Linked DNA regions of Homo sapiens: region 2 is linked to region 1. Evidence: chromatin loops called from intact Hi-C (ENCODE). Cell type or tissue: HCT116. All regions are shown on one strand.

Region 1 (8,000 bases):
CAATATACTCCCAAAGATAAGAGACTTTAAGCTCCTATGTTCACAAAGGAGTATTGTCTGTAAATTACATCTCAATAAATTTAATATTTATAAAAGATAGAAGGAGAGAAGACTAGCAGTAGTCGAATAAGAGAAAACCAATAAACTTGTCCAATCTACAAGTGCTTCTATGAAAAGGTAGGTTAAACTAGAAACCATTCTCCACCTCTTTGAGACTGTGACTAACAGCCTGGAACGGTACAAATCCACTGGATGAAGACAGGAAAGAATCTCAGGCTTCTGGCTCCCTCCCCCATATTACCCCAGAGAAACAATGGAAGAAAGAAGGAAACATTTGGCTCTCAGACTACACAACAGCAACCCTGGTTGCAAGATAACAATGGAGTATTCTTTCTAAAATATGAAGGAAAAGAACTTCAGCCTAGAATTTTATATCCAGTCAAATTCTCATTTAAACAGGAAGATATCTTTTCTGTTGCAGCTATAACAAATTGCCACATACTTATCTGCTTAAATCTGTACATCTTTATTATTTCACAGTCCTCTAGGTTGCAAGTCTGAGATGGCTTGATTTGTTTCTCTGCTCCCAGTTCCTCAAGGTCAAGGTCAAGGTGTCCACCCGCTGGGCTCTGATTGGGAGGTTCTAGGAAGTATCTGCTTCCAAGTGCACTCAGGTTGCTGGCAGAATCCAGTCCTTGGACCTGTGGGACTGAGGTCTCAGCTTCCCTGCAGGCTGTCAGCTGCAGCCCTTCCCTAACTCCCAGAGGCCCCTCTCCAGTCTTGCTCATGGCCCCCACATCTCAGAGCCAGCAACAGTGCATGGAATCCTTCTCATGCTTAGAATCTCTCTGACATTAGACGCATATTTCTTGGCTCCAGCCTGAGAAAATTCTCTGCTTTTTAGAGCTCATGTAATGGCACTGGGCCCACTCAGAGAATCCAGTAAAATCTCTCTATTTTAAGGTCAACTGATGAGTAGCTTTAATTATGACTGTGCAGAGCCTAGACTAGAGGTACCTAGACTCTCAGTGCCCAGACTAGTGGTACCTAGACTCACAGTACCTAGACTAGCGGTGCCTAGACGAGGAGCAGCTGGTTTCTCTAGGCCCTCACCCCTTATTATCTCCATCCCCTTCTTCCTTGTCCCCTTTCCTTTCCCATTTCCATTCCCACTTTCATATGCATTCCTTCTTTGCTTAAAATACTGGATTTTCCTGCCGCTGGTATGCACCAGGCTCAAACAAACAGGCTAAGACAGCCGTTAGTTGTCCTATCATCAGTGTTTTCTAGAACATATTGTTCTAGAAAGGTACAGGAAACTTGAAGGGACAGCTGCCGAATCCTGCCCACCACAGTGTATTAGAAATATTCAAAACGTAGAAAACTTGAAGGATATTTGCCTCCTAAAGATCCAAGTTGGAAATAGTTTAGAGGAAGTTACCTCAATAGCGAGAGAAACACAGGAGATACGACAAGAGAACCGAGGAGGACAAGTGACTAAGGAATCTATTCCAGATTACTGTTATTTCACAACAAGGGGAAATGTGAAGTTAGGATCACAGAAACAAAGAAGTGTAGCTAAGAATAACCGAGAATTACAGCTAGGAAAGATATCAGGAAAATGGGGCTGGAGGTGGCACACGAAAGGGATAGGAAAACATGCTGAGACTTCTAAAATTAGGAATAAAACAAAACCAATAATACCAATAAATGTGACACATATTGGTATGAGTCATAGGTTAAGGGCAGCCACCCTGAGAAGAAAACTAGAATGTATAACTTTTAAACCAACAGAAAAAAAACCCTCAGTATACTAAATAGAACACAGTTACGGAGGGGAAATGCCAGCAATAAAAAACACAATAAATACATGTGCACCAGGCACAGTGGCTCACGCCTGTAATCCCTGCACTTTGGGAGGCCAAGGCAGGAGGATCGCTTGAGCTCAGGAGTTCAAGACCAGCCTGGGCAATATAGGCAGACCCCATCTCTACAGACAAATATAGAAAATTAGCCCAGTGGGTGGCGCATGCTTGTAGTCCTGGCTACTCGGAGGCTGAGGCAGTAAGATGGCCTGAGCCCAGGAGTTAGAGGCTGCAGTGAGCTATGACCACGCGGCTGCACTCCAACCTGGGCAACAGAGGAAGACCCCATATCTTAAAAAAAATAAATAGATAGGCTGGGCACGGTGGCTCATGCCTGTAATCCCAGCACTATGGGAGGCAGAGGTGGGTGGATCACAAGGTCAGGAGATTGAGACCATCCTGGCTAACAAGGTGAAACCTCGTCTCTACTAAAAATACAAAAAAAAAAAAAAAAAAAAAAAAAAAAACTAGCTGGGCGTGGTGGCGGGCGCCTATAGTCCCAGTTACTCGGGAGGCTGAAGCAGGAGAACGGTATGAACCCAGGAGGAGGAGCTTGCATCAAGCCGAGACCGTGCCACTGCACTACAGCCTGGGCGACAGAGAAAAAATAAATAAATAAAAATAAATAAATAATAAATAAAAAAGATGGCAGAGCTAAATCCTAAACAGTAGTAATTACAATAAAAGTGAACTACTAAACTTATCACATAAATCACTGAAACTCCCAGGTTGGATTTTAAAATATCAAATAATATACACTATTTTCAAAAGACAATGTTAAATGTAAAGATTAAAAATAAAACGTGCTGTATCTGCGAAGAAAGGCTACTTTTTAATTTTTTTTGTATTTGTTTCTTTTAGCGACTACAATATGCTTTATTGTTCTTAGAAAGGACTCAGGGTTTGGCTTTAAATCAGGCTGCACGCTTTTCATCAGTCTCGCATCGCTCTCCCCATGCCAAGCTGGCTCTAGCTAGCAATGTCGCATTAAATCCCAGGGCAACCTTCAGGAACTTCCAGAAGCCTCCCCTCTCCTGACCCCCTGCAGTCCAAGACCCCCATATTTGCCCACACCCCTGCTTAGGGTCCAGCCCTAGAACTCACTGCCCCGCCCCAACCTGCCCTGGACCAGCCTGGCAGCAGGAGCAGAGGCTGGAGGCAAACACCCAACTTCGCGCCAGCACCTGTGCCACTGGGGACCAGGAGCCCAGGGTGTGACACACCCAGAGGAAGCAGAGAGCCGCTGCGTGAGTCACCCTGGCCCTCAAGGCTGTCACAGCTCCAGTAGCCCTGCCCCGCCCACTTGCAACTCCAGGCCATGGGGCAGGAAATGCTTGAATCCTTGCTACCTCTCAGACCCCAACCCTTCTTTTCTCCTCTTTCCTCCTGGCCCGGTTATCTTTTCCCATTTCCATTCCCACTTTCAGACTCGTTCTTTCTTTGCTTAAAAGGCAAGTATTTCAGCCATGCGCGGTGGCTCACGCCTGTAATACCAGCACTTTGGGAGGCCAAGGCGGGCGGATCATGAGATCAGGAGTTCGAGACCAGCCTAGCCAACATAGTGAAACCCCATCTCGACTAAAAATACAAAAAACTAGCCGGGCATGGTGGGGATGCCTGTAATCCTAGCCACTCAGGAGGCTGAGGCAGGAAAATCGCTTGAACCCGGGAGGCGGAGGTTGCAGCGAGCCTAGATCACACCACTGCACACCAGCCCGGGCGATAGTATGAGACAACGTCTCAAAAAAAAAAAAAGGCAAGAAAAAGACAAGATTTTCCTGGCCCTGGTGCACTCTAGGCTCAGTCAAACCAACTGAAGACAGCAGTTTGCTGTCCGTCATCACACTATGTTTTCTAGAAGATTCTATCCTGATGAAGCACCCCCCAGACTGGTTGAAAACCAAAGTTACTCTTCCTTGGAAAATCTTTGTGGACACCCAGGTGGAGATTCAAATTTCCAAGTTGGGGCCAGGCGAAGTGGCTCACGCCTGTAATCCCAACACTTTGGGAGGCCGAGGCAGGCAGATCACCTGAGGCCGGGAGTTCGAGATCAGCCTGGCCAACACGGTGAGACCCTGTCTCTATTAAAATTGCAAAAATTAGCCGGGGGTGGTGGCAGGTGCCTCTAATCCCAGCTACTCGGGAGGCTGAGGGAAGAGAATCGCTTGAACCCGGGTGGCAGAGATTGTAGTGAGCTGAGATCGTCCCATTGCACTCCAGTCTGGGCGACAGAGTGAGACTGTCTCAAAAACAAACAAACCGGAAAACAACAAATAAAACCCAACAACTAAAAAAGGCAAAAAAAAAAAAAAATTACCAACCTCGATGCTGCCACCTTCAGGCCGCTGGGGGTTACAACCTCCGCTCCAGCTCCCCTCTGAACCTGTGCTATTCTTCTGAGTCCCATTCACTCCCACAACTGTCTCATTCATTCACTGGTTCACTCAGCTTCCAACCACCCTTACATCACGTCAGGCTCACCAGGTGATGGAGAGAAAAATCATCCTCTGTGGGTCTGAAAAACATGCCTGAGTCTTGATGGTGGGTCTTGTTTTCATTTCCTCCCCATCACAGCGCCCCCAGGGCCATGAAGAGGCCATGGCCTGGGCTCAGAGATCCAGCTCTCCTCAGGGTGGGCCTGGCAGTTGCTGACTTCAGGGAGAGCTGGAGGCCTCACAACTGAAATAGGAGACCTGCCCTGGGTCCTTAGCATGTGCAAGGACAGGGTTCCTTGTAGAATCTGCTCATTTCATCTGTGTTCATAGCATTTGTCATTTTCCACATGCAGACATCCATTCCTAGAAAGCTGAAGAAGCTTGCACAGGAATATTCAGCCACAATATCAGCTGACTTCCATATCTGAATGCATGATCTCTAGATCCCGGCCATTACAATAACATTTGGGCCACTTCTATCCCCATCCTGGGCAGGCCTGAGTCTGTTGGCCAGATGCCTGCAGCAGGGGTGAGTCAGGAGGGCCCAGGTGTGCACAAAAGCCCCTCCTCCTGTCCTGCTTGGGGCTCTCCTGCCAGCCTCCTTCTACCTTCCTCCTGTTCCCCCAGTCACTGGCCCAGGTCACCTGGCCTCGGGGTGGTGCTGCCAGGGCCTTCCCAGAGGCCTCCTCCCAGGACTAACCTGGGCTCCTGCCCCCAGCCCTGTACATGGGAGGCTCTTCTCACACACAGATCCTGGGACCCGCCAAGCTCTGCCCCTCCCAAATCTGAGAACTGCCCACCCTTGTGTGTCTGTTGTCCTCCAAACTACCCTCCACATGGCCCCTCCTGCACAGGGGCTCTAGTGCATCAGGCCAGAATCTTCTAGGCTCCTGTGTCCCTGCTCAGTCACAGAGGTGGCTGCCCTCCCATGACTCTGTCCTGAAGCAGAAACAGGCCCTGGGCTTTGTCCAGGCCTCCTCCTCTTTCCCACAGCCTCAGGACCCTCGGGATTGATGATCACCAGGTGCAGGTGATCCCAACATGAAGACTGTACGGAGTGGGAGGTCTGTGCCGATTTTTCTCATTCAATAGGGAATGGGCTGAGTGGCTGGGGCCTGAGTGGCACTCAAGATCTCTGTCCACTCCTCATCCCAGGCTAAAGCCCTCCCTTGCGGCCAAGGGCCACTGGGCCCATCACCTCCCTCTGGCTTCTGCCCACAGATCTAGATGTTTCCATGGTGACTGAGACGAGGATACACTCGGGTTGCCGCTTTGAGGATGGCTGCAGTCACCATCCAGGGACAGGGCAGAGATGCGCGTGCAGCCATGGATTTGCGTGTAGCTGGCCACAGATGGGTGTACAGCAAAGTGAGCCCCACGCATGCGTAGACCCTCCCTCGGCTTCTGCTCTCCATGGAAACACAATTGATCATTTGATCACTGATCACGGTAGGCCACTAGGGCTTTCTTTTCTTTCTTTTTTTTCCCAGAAGTCATAAAGGGATATAGAATATACTTTATTCTATATATATTCTATATATTCCTCATGCTTTTAGTGGAGAGGCAAAGAAGGTCTGCTCCGGACTGGGAAGCAGCTGCGCCCTGGACGGAGAGGGGCGGGGACTCCTTGGCGCAGGCTGAAGGAGGGCAGGTGTCGCTGGCGGAGGCAGTGACGGGGGGACACAGCCGCCACTGGATATCCCTGTGCAAGTTTCTTCGCTTTCCTGTGCATCAGTGCTTACATTGGGGTAATAATAAATGGTGTGTTAAAAAATTAAATGAGGCGGTCAAGAAGGAATCGTGTCCTGGCCCGCGCGGAGCCTGGGGTGGAGGGTAAGGGTTGGCCAGAGGGGGCCGCTGTCAGGCCACGAGCCCGGGGCGGGACGAAGCGGAGCCACAGCAGGCATAGGCTCCCCGGGTCCCAGCCTGGGGTGGGGCGGGGAAGGGCGGGACGGGGCGGGATAGGGCGGAGCATCCCTCCAAACGTGGGCAGGCGTAGGCTCCCCTGGATCCCGGGGCGGGACGGGACCGGACGGGGCCGAGCACACTCAATCACTAGCTGGCATGCGAGGGCCGAAGTGATTCATACGCTGGTCTCCACATCGACTGCGCCTTGTGTCCCGGGCGCTCCTGGTCTACAATGGCAGCGGCCGCCAGCCCCGCGATCCTTCCGCGCCTCGCGATTCTTCCGTACCTGCTATTCGACTGGTCCGGGACGGGGCGGGCCGGTGAGTTCGGGGATGGAGCCTAAGCGGGGCGGGGGCCAAACCTGGGGGGCTGTGGACTGCAGCGGGTTTCAGAGGAGGGAAGCCTTCTAGAAGGACCGGCGCGATCTCCCCGGACTGCCCCCACGCTCAGTTCCGATTCGCTGCTCTTTTTCGCCAGGTCCGCTTCCTGCGGCTGCTGCTTGCCCTGCAGAGCAGGAGGGGGGTCAAAGAAGGCGAAAAAAGAACCGCAGGAGGGTGGAGGGGCCAAAAAGCTGCAGAGGGCGAGGTGGGGAGGGGATCCCTGGTGCAACCCCGCAGCCCCACTCGTCCTCGGGAAGGAGAAACCAGAGCCCCCGGAACCCGAGCTGGGGTCAAGACATGGGTGACGCCAGCGTCATATAGAATAGTCACTAAGCAGACAGGAGTCAGCAAACCCTTTCTAGAAAGGAAAGGCTGAAGGCACTTTGGTCCTTGCTGGCCGTGAGTTCTCTGTCTCTGTGTCAAGTCCCGTCCCTTTGTAGAGCAACAGCAGGCAATGGCAACCTGCAAGTAAAAGAGAAACCTGAAATGGACCCTGTCCTAGGTTGCAGACTCCAGATGAGGGCACATGCTGTGTCCTGGCAATTGCTGCCCCATCCCCTAGGGTGTCATCTCTAAGTTGTGTAAGTTGAAGAGTCACAAGTGTGTCCTACCCTGCCTGTGGCTTCTGGGAGGTGTGGATGTGATGAATGTGAGGGGGAGTCCCATGGTTCGGGGCCTACTGCTCCCCTCCTTTGTTGCTGAGTAGCATTAACGGTCCCCAGGGGCCATTCAGGGACCCTCCCTGAAGCCTCAGGTGTGACCTGAGGGTGGGGGGGTGTAGCCATGTGGTGTCCTGGGGATCAGAGCCAACTGCTTGTGCAGCTTCTTGGTTCCCTGTGGCCCTGCTCCTGCCCATCCCAGGAGACCCACCTGTGTCTTCTCACTGTGGGGCCTATCTTCCTAATGACCTAAAGGGTGAGGAGCACACCCTGTGATGGGCAGCTCTGAGGCTGTGTGGTCACTGCCCTCCCATAGCTGGAGGCCCATCTCCACAGGGGCCCAGGACCACAGCAGGAGCCACTTTTAAATGAGGGGATTTCACTGCTGTGAGTGGCACAGCTTTGCTTCTGAGCACTAGGGGACCCTGTTGGATTCTGTGGTTGGGAATAGCCATGAAATCCACATAGCACCTTTTCCAACCACACATGCTTCTGGGATCTTAGGGAGTCCAGGGTCAAATAGCTGTAGTGGCAGGTCCAGCCACACCCCTCATCACAGAGTGTGTATGGCTGCATCCCAGCTATAAGAGCAGAGTTGAGTAGTGACAGGGGAGGTCATATGACCAGCACAAACTATAATAGTTACTACATTAACTACAAACACTATCCATTCCCGGTAGAAATCCAGGAAATGTGAAATTACCATTGAATGGGTCTATGAACCCAGCACATCCCTCTAAGCTGGACCTGACA
Region 2 (8,000 bases), 64 kb after region 1:
TGCTAGAAATGTGATTTTCTACAGAACTGACAGGTTGGTAAGATGATGCATGACTGAAGTAATATCATTCAACTATTTAACATTTATAGCCTGGGAACATGCCTTATAATACGGCCAAATGCCTACAAGTTTCAATATACTCCTAAAGATAAGAGACTTTAAGCTCCTATGTTCACAAAGGAGTATTGTCTGTAAATTATGTCTCAGTAAGTTTAATATTTATGAAAGGTGGTAGGAGAGAAGACTAACAGTAGCTGAATAAGAGAAAAACAATAAGCTTGTCTGATCTACAAGTGCATCTATGAAAAGGTAGGTTAAACTAGAAACCATTCTCCACCTCCTTGAGACTGTGACTAACAGCCTGGAACAGTACAAATCCACTGGATGAAGACAGGAAAGAAGCTCAGGCTTCTGGCTCCCTCACCCATATTACCCCAGAGAAACAATGGAAGGAAGAAGGAAACACTTGGCCAACAGACTACACAACAGCAACCCTGGTTGCAAGATAACAACGGAGTATTCTTTCTAAAATATGAAGGAAAAGAACTTGAGCTTAGAATTTTTTATCCAGTCAAATTCTCATTTAAATAGGAAGGTATCTTTTCTGTTGCAGCCATAACAAATTGCCACATACTTACCTGCTTAAATCAGTACATCTTTATTATTTCACAGTCCTCTAGGTTGCAAGTCTGAGATGGCTTGATTGGTTTCTCTGCTCCCAGTTCCTCAAGGTCAAGGTCAAGGTGTCCACCTGCTGGGCTCTGGTTGGGAGGTTCTGGGAAGCATCTGCTTCCAAGTGCACTCAGGTTGATGGCAGAATCCAGTCCTTGGACCTGTGGGACTAAGGTCCCAGCTTCCCTGCTGGCTGTCAGCTGCAGCCCTTCCCTAACTCCCAGAGGCCCCTCTCCAGTCTTGCTCATGGCCCCCACATCTCAGAGCCAGCAACAGTGCATGAAATCCTTCTCATGCTTAGAATCTGTCTGACATTGGACGCATCTTTCTTGGCTCCAGCCTGAGAAAATTCTCTGCTTTTTAGAGCTCATGTGATGGCACTGGGCCCACTCAGAGAATCCAGGAAAATCTCTCTATTTTAAGGTTAACTGATGAGTAGCTTTAATTATGACTGTGCAGAGCCTAGACTAGCGGTACCTAGACTCTCAGTACCTAGACTAGCGGTGCCTAGACTAGGAGCAGCTGGTTTCTCTAGGCCCCTCACCCCTTACTCTCTCCATCCCCTTCTTCCTGGCCCCCCTTTTCTTTCCCGTTTGCATTCCCACTTTCATACTCCTTCCTTCCTTGCTTAAAATACTGGATTTTCCTGCGGCTGGTATGCTCCATGCTCAATGAAACAGGCTAAGACAGTGGTTAGTTGTCCTATCATCAGTGTTTTCTATAACATATCGTTCTAGAAAAGGTACAGGAAACTTGAAGGGGCAGCTTCCAAATCCTACCCACTGCAGTGTATTAGAAATATTCGAAATTATAGAAAACCTGAAGGATATTTGCCTCCTAAAGATCCAAGTTGGAAATAGTTCAGAGGAAGGTACCTCAACAGCAAGAGAAACACAGGAGATGCGACAAGAGAACCAAGGAGGACAAGTGACCAAGGAATCCATTCCAGATTACTGTTATCTCACAACAAGGGGAAATGTGAAGTTAGGATCACAGAAACAAGGAAGTGTAGCTAAGAATAACCGAGAATTACAGCTAGGAAAATTATCAGGAAAATGGGGCTGGAGGTGGCACGTGAAAGGGATAGGAAAACATGCTGAGACTTCTAAAATTAGGAATAAAACAAAACCAATAATACCAATAAATGTGAATACATATTGGTATGAGTCATAGGTTAAGGGCAGCCACCCTGAGAAGAAAACTAGAATGTATAACTTTTAAACCAACAGAAAAGAACCCTCAGTATACTAAATGGAACACAGCTACGGAGGGGAAATGCCAGCATTAAAAAACACAATAAATACATGTGCACCAGGCACAGTGGCTCACGCCTGTAATCCCTGCACTTTGGGAGGCCGAGGTGGGAGGATCGCTTGAGCTCAGGAGTTCAAGACCACCCTTTGCAATATAGGCAGACCCCATCTCTACAAACAAATACAGAAAATTAGCCCAGTGGGTGGCGCATGCTTGTAGTCCTGGCTACTCGGAGGCTGAGGCAGTAAGATGGCCTGAGCCCAGGAGTTAGAGGCTGCAGTGAGCTATGACCACGCCATTGCACTCCAGCCTGGACAACAGAGAGAGCTAGTATCAAAAAAAAAATAAAAAATAAAAAAATGGCATAGCTAAATCCTAAACAGTAATAATTAACAATAAACGTGAATTACTAAACTCATCACATAAATCAGCGAAACTCCCAGGTTGGATTTTAAAATATCGAATAATATACAGTATTTTAAAAAGGCAATGTTAAATGTAAAGATTAAAAATAAAAGGTGCTGTATCTGCCAAGAAAGGCTACTTTGTTTTTTTGTATTTGTTTCTTTTAGCGACTACAATATGCTTTATAGTTCTTGGAAAGGACTCAGGGTTTGGCTTTAAATCAGGCTGCACGCTCTTCATCAGTCTCACATCTCTCTCCCCATGCCAGGCTGGCTCCAGCCTGCAATGCTGCATTACATTCCAGGGAGACATTCAGGAGCTTACAGAAGCCTCCCCTCCTCCTGGCCTCCCTGCAGTCCAAGAACCCCCATGACCCCTGTTTAGGGTCCAGCCTGGAACTCACCGACCCGACCCACCCTGGACCATCCTGGCACCAGGAACAGAAGCTGGATGCAGACACCCAACTCTGTGCCAGCACCTGTGCCACTGGGGACCTGGAGCCCAGGGCGTGACACACCCGGAGGAAACAGAGGGCCCCCACGTGAGTCACCGAGGCTCTCGATGCTGTCACAGCTCCAGTGGCCCCGCCCCGCCCACTTGCAACTCCAGGCCCTGGGGCTGGAAATACTTGGATCCTGGCTCCCTCTCAGACCCTAACCCTTCTTTTCTCCTTCACTTTCCTCCTGGCCCCCTTATCTTTTCCCAATGCCATTCCTGCTTTCAGACTCATTCCTTTTTTGCTTAAATACAAGATTTTCGGCTAGGGCGTAGTGGCTCACAGCTTTAATCCCAACACTTTCCGAGGCCAAGGCTGGCGGATCATGAGGTCAGGAGTTCGAGACCAGCCTGGCCAACATAGTGAAACCCCGTCTCTACTAAAAATAAAAATAAAAATAATTAGCCAGGTGTGGTGGTAGGTGTTTGTAATCCTAGCTACTGAGAAGGCTGAGGCAGGAGAATCACTTGAACCAAGGAGGTGGAGGTTGCAGTGAACGAAGATTGTGCCACTGCATACCAGCCCGGGCAACAGTACAAGATTCCGTCAAAAATAATAAAATAATAATAATAATAATAATGACAACAACAATAACAAAGGCAAGATTTTCCTGGCCATGGTGCGCCCTAGGCTCAGTCAAACCATATGAAGACAGCAGTTTGCTGTCCATCATCACACTATGTTTTCTAGAAGTTTCTATCCTGATGAAGCACCCCAGACTGGTTGAAAACCAAAGTTACTCTTCCTTGGAAAATCTTTGTGGACACCCAGGTGGGCATACAAATTTCCAAGTTGTGGCCGGGAGCAGTGGCTCACACCTGTAATCCCAGCACTTTGAGAGGCCAAGGCAGGTGGATCACCTGAGGCCAGGAGATCGAGACCAGCCTGGCCAACATGGTGAGACCCTGTCTCTACTAAAATTGCAAAAATTAGCCAGGCACAGTGGCAGGCACCTATAATCCCAGCTACTTGGGAGGCTGAGGCAGGAGAATCACTTGAATCCAGGAGCCGGAGGTTGCACTGAGCTGAGATCATCCCACTGAACTCCAGCTTGAGCAATAGAGCAAGACTTCGCCTCAAAAAAAAAAAAGTAGGGACATGGATGAAGCTGGAAACCATCATTCTCAGCAAACTATCCCAAGGACAAAAAACCAAACACCGCATGTTCTCACTCATAGATGGGAATTGAACAATGACAACACTTGGACACAGGAAGGGGAACATCACACACCAGGGCCTGTTGCGGGGTAGGGGGAGGGGGAAGGGATAGCATTAGGAGATATACCTAATGTAAATGACCAGTTAATGGGTGCAGCACACCAACATGGCACATGTATACATATGTAATAAACCTGCATGTTGTGCACATGTACCCTAGAACTTAAAGTATAATTAAAAAAAAAAAACTAAAACACGAAAAATGGGCAAAAAAATTTTACCAACCTCAATGCTGCCACCTTCAGGCCCCTGGAGGTTACATCCTCCGCTCCAGCTCCCCTCTGCACCTGTGCTATTCCTCCCAGCCCCACTCACTCCCACAACTGTCTCATTCATTCACTGGTTCACTCAGCCTCCAACCACACTTACATCATGTCAGGCTCACCAGGTGATGGAGAAAAAAATCATCCTCTGTGGGTCTGAAAAACATGCCTGAGTCCTGATTGCGGGTCTCGCTTTCATTTCCACCCCCTCACAGCACACTCAGGGCCATGAAGAGGCCGCGGCCTGGGTTCAGAGCTCCAGCTCTCCTCAGGGTGGGCCTGGCAGTTGCTGACTTCAGGGAGGGCGGCAGGGCTCACAACTGAAATAGGAGACCTGCCCTGGGTCCTTAGCATGTGCAAGGACAGGGTTCCTTGTAGAATCTGCTCATTTCATCTGTGTTCATAGCATTTGTCATTTTCCACATGCGGACATCCATGCCCAGAAAGCTGAAGAACCTTGCACAGGAATATTCAGCTGCAATATCAGCTGACTTCCATGTCTGAATGCATGATCTCTAAATCACAGCCATTACAGTCACTTTTGGGCCACTTCTATGCCCATCCTGGGCTGGCCTGAGTGTGGTGGCCAAATGCCGGCAGCAGGGGTGAGGCAGGAGGGCCCAGGTGTGCACAGAGGCCCCTTCTCCTCTCACCTGGCTATCCTGCTGGAGGCTCTCCTGCTGGCCTCCTTCTGCCTTCCTCCTGTTCCCCCAGTCACTGGCCCAGGTCACCCAGCCTCACGAGTGGTGCTGCCAGGGTCTTCCCAGTGGCCTACTTCCAGGACTAACCCGGGTTCCTTGTCCCCAGCCCTATGCATGGGAGGCTCTTCTCACAACACAGATCCCCAGACCCACCAAGCTATGCCCCTCCGAAGTCTGAGAACTGCTCACCCCCGTGTGTCTGTTGGCCTGCAGACCGCTCTCCATGTGGCCCTTCCTGGACAGTGGCTTTAGTGCATCAGGCGAGAACCTTCTAGGCTCCTGTGTCCCTGCTCAGTCACAGAGGTGGCTGCCCTCCCATGACCCTGTCCTGAAGCAGAGACAGGCCCTGGGCTTGGTCCAGGCCTCCTCCTCTTTCCCACAGCCTCAGGACCCTAGGGATTGCTGGTCACCAGGTGAAGTTCTCCCCACATGAAGACTCATTCAATGGAGAACGGGCTGAGTGGCCGGGGGTAGAGTGGGCTCAGCTCTGCCCACTCCTCACCCCAGGCTAAGCCCTCCCTTGCCACCAGAGGCCACTGGGCTCCCCACCTCCCTCTGGCTTCTGTCCATAGATCTAGATGGTTCCATGGTGACTCAGAGGAGGACGCACTCGAGTGTCCCCTTTGAGGATGGTTACAGGGACCATCCAGGGACTGAGCCGAGGTGCGGATACAGCCATGGATTTGGGTGTGGTTGGACATAGATGGGAGTGCAGCAAAGTGAGCCCCACCCATGCGTAGACCCCTACTATCGGGTTCTGCTCTCCATGGAAACACAATTGATCACATGATGGTTGATCACAGTAGGCCTCTAGGGCTTTCTTTTCTTTTTTTTCCAAAAGTCATAAAGGGATATAGAATATACTCAAAGACCTCCTCATGCTTTTAGTGGAGAGGCAAAGAAGGTCCGCTTTGGACTGGGGAGGCGGCTGCGCGCTGGACAGAGAGGGTCGGGGACTCCGCGACGCAGGCGGAGGGAGGGGGTGTGTCGCTGGCGCAGGCGGTGACGGGGTCACCGCCGCCACTGTATATTCCTGTTAAGTTTCTTCACCTTCCTGTGCATCAGTGTTTACATTGGGGTAATGATAAATGCTGTGTTGAAAAATTAAACGAGGCAGTCATGGAAGGCACCGTGTCCTGCCCCGCGCGGAGCCCGGTGACGCCGCCACCAAGCCGCGGGGCCGAGGTGGAGGGGGAGGGTTCGCCCGCCGGGGCCGCTGTCACGTGACGAGCCCCGGAGCAGGGCGGGGTGGAGCATGCCCAAACAAGGCAGCCGTCGGATCACGCCCCTTGGATCCCAGCCTGCGGCGGGGCGGAACGGGGCTGGACGGGGCGGAGCGGTCCAATTCACTAGCCTGAATGTGAGGCACCAGGCGATTCCTCCGCCCATATCCGCCTCGACCCCGACTCCCGTCCCCTGTGCCCCAGGTCCCCAATGGCAGCGGCCGCTTGCCCCGCGTTTCTTCTGTGCTTCCCGCTTCTGCTACTGCTGTCCGGCTGGTCCGGGTCAGGGCGGGCCGGTGAGTTCGGGGATGGAGCCTAATCGGGGGCTGGAGCCTAATCGGGGGCTGGGGCCAAACTTGGCGGGCTGTGGACTGCAGCGTGTTTCAGAGGAAGGAAAGCTTCTAGAAGGACCGGCGCGATCTCCCCGAGCATCGGCCCCCCCGCCCCCGGAGTTCCCCGCTGCGGCTCCTTTACGCTGGGTCCGCTTCCTGCGGCTGCAGCTTGCACTGCAGACCAGGAGGGTTTTTAAAGAGCGCGGAAAAGGCACCACAGGAGGGTGGAGGGGCCAACGGGCTGCAGAGGGCAGGGTGGAGCGGGGATCCCTGATGCAGCTCCGCAGCCCTACTCGCCCTCGGGAAGAAGAAACCAGAGCCCCCGAAACCCTAGCTGGGGTCAGGACAGGGGTGAAGCGGGGTTCCACAGGGATGCGATCACAAACTCCCCCACCAACCACAGAAATGCTCTGCTCTCACCCGCTCTCCACCCTCCAGCACCTGTAGGGCTCCGCCCTGGAACTTCCCCTGCAATTTGCTGCAGACACTCACCTGCACCCAGGGGCTCACCAGACACTTCCCACCATTCACCACTTCCTCACCATTCACTTCTGCTACTCAGGTCTCATTCTTTCACTCCCCATCTCAGCCCAGCCCTGTCACCCCACAGGCCTCCCTCACCTCCCCATCCATGAAGGGGCCCTTAGCACCTCCCCACACCAACTAGCACCTTGTCCCCTTTTGCCTGAGGGCACACCCCAGCAAACACACCCCAGGCTTTCTACAGAACTTAATGCAGGGGGGACGGGAAATCCCATTTCCCTCAGGATGACCCTGGGAGCGCCCGTGAGTAGAGGTGCCCACTTCTGCCCTTGGGTCCCAGACCCGCCTGTTCTTCCTACTGGGGAGCCAGGGTCATATAGAATAGTCACTACGCAGACAGGAGTCAGCAAACCCTTTCTAGAAAGAAAAGGCTGAAGTCACTTTGGTCCTTGCTGGCCGTGAGTTCTCTGTCTGTGTGTCAAGTCCTGTCCCTTTGTAGAGCAACAGCAGGCAATGGTAACCTGCAAGTAAAAGGGAGAGCAGATGTGGACCCTGTCCTAGGTTGCTGACCCCAGATGAGGGCACATGCTGTGTCCTGGCAATTGCTGCCCCATCCCCTAGGGTGTCATCTCCAAGTTGTGTAAGTTGAAGAGTCACAAGTGTGTCCTACCCTGCCTGTGGCTTCTGGGTGGTGTGGATGTGATGGATGTGAATGGAGGTTCCATGGGTCCAGGCCTACTGCCCCCATCCTTTGCTGCTGGGTGGCATCATCGGTACCTCAAGGCAATCAGGGACCCTCCCTGAAGCCTCAGGTGTGAGCTGAGGGTGAGGCGGTACAGCCACATGGTGTCCTGGGGATCGGGGCCAACTGCCTGTGCAGCTTCTTGGTTCCCTGTGGCCCTGCTCCTGCCCATCCCAGGAGACCCACCTGTGTCTTCTCACTGTGGGGCCTA

Evidence for each region. Hi-C counts contacts between places; a loop is a spot of excess contacts. Peaks named below come from ENCODE experiments on the same cell type or tissue, not always from the same donor. Only the 100,000 strongest peaks of a DNase experiment are listed, where the experiment ranks them.
Region 2: it touches region 1 in a loop (2.5-fold over the local background); 13 of 110 quality-filtered maps call a loop at or near these places.

The regions. Positions count from the first base shown.
Region 1 is chr6:150,067,507-150,075,506 of GRCh38, reverse strand. It overlaps ULBP3 (UL16 binding protein 3), which reads left to right and starts at 6,386. Exons shown (of 5, transcript NM_024518.3): 1 at 6,386-6,528. The coding sequence starts at 6,441. It overlaps LOC124901428 (a long non-coding RNA gene), which reads left to right and starts at 5,234. Exons shown (of 2, transcript XR_007059809.1): 1 at 5,234-5,749; 2 at 5,857-6,079. RefSeq lists enhancers at 4,497-5,364, 6,562-6,641, 6,662-6,711. In HCT116, CTCF peaks have their summits at 4,235 (motif pointing left) and 6,117 (motif pointing right); DNase peaks (open chromatin) are centred at 3,116, 4,246 and 6,296; H3K4me3 peaks cover 2,719 bases; H3K27ac peaks cover 2,428 bases.
Region 2 is chr6:150,003,601-150,011,600 of GRCh38, reverse strand. It overlaps the pseudogene RAET1K. Among named protein-coding and RNA genes, the nearest start is that of RAET1L, 18 kb to the left of the region's middle. RefSeq lists an enhancer at 4,550-5,265 and silencers at 6,086-6,345, 6,936-7,025. In HCT116, CTCF peaks have their summits at 4,089 and 4,290 (motif pointing left); DNase peaks (open chromatin) are centred at 2,880, 4,318, 6,033 and 6,300; H3K4me3 peaks cover 1,975 bases; H3K27ac peaks cover 936 bases.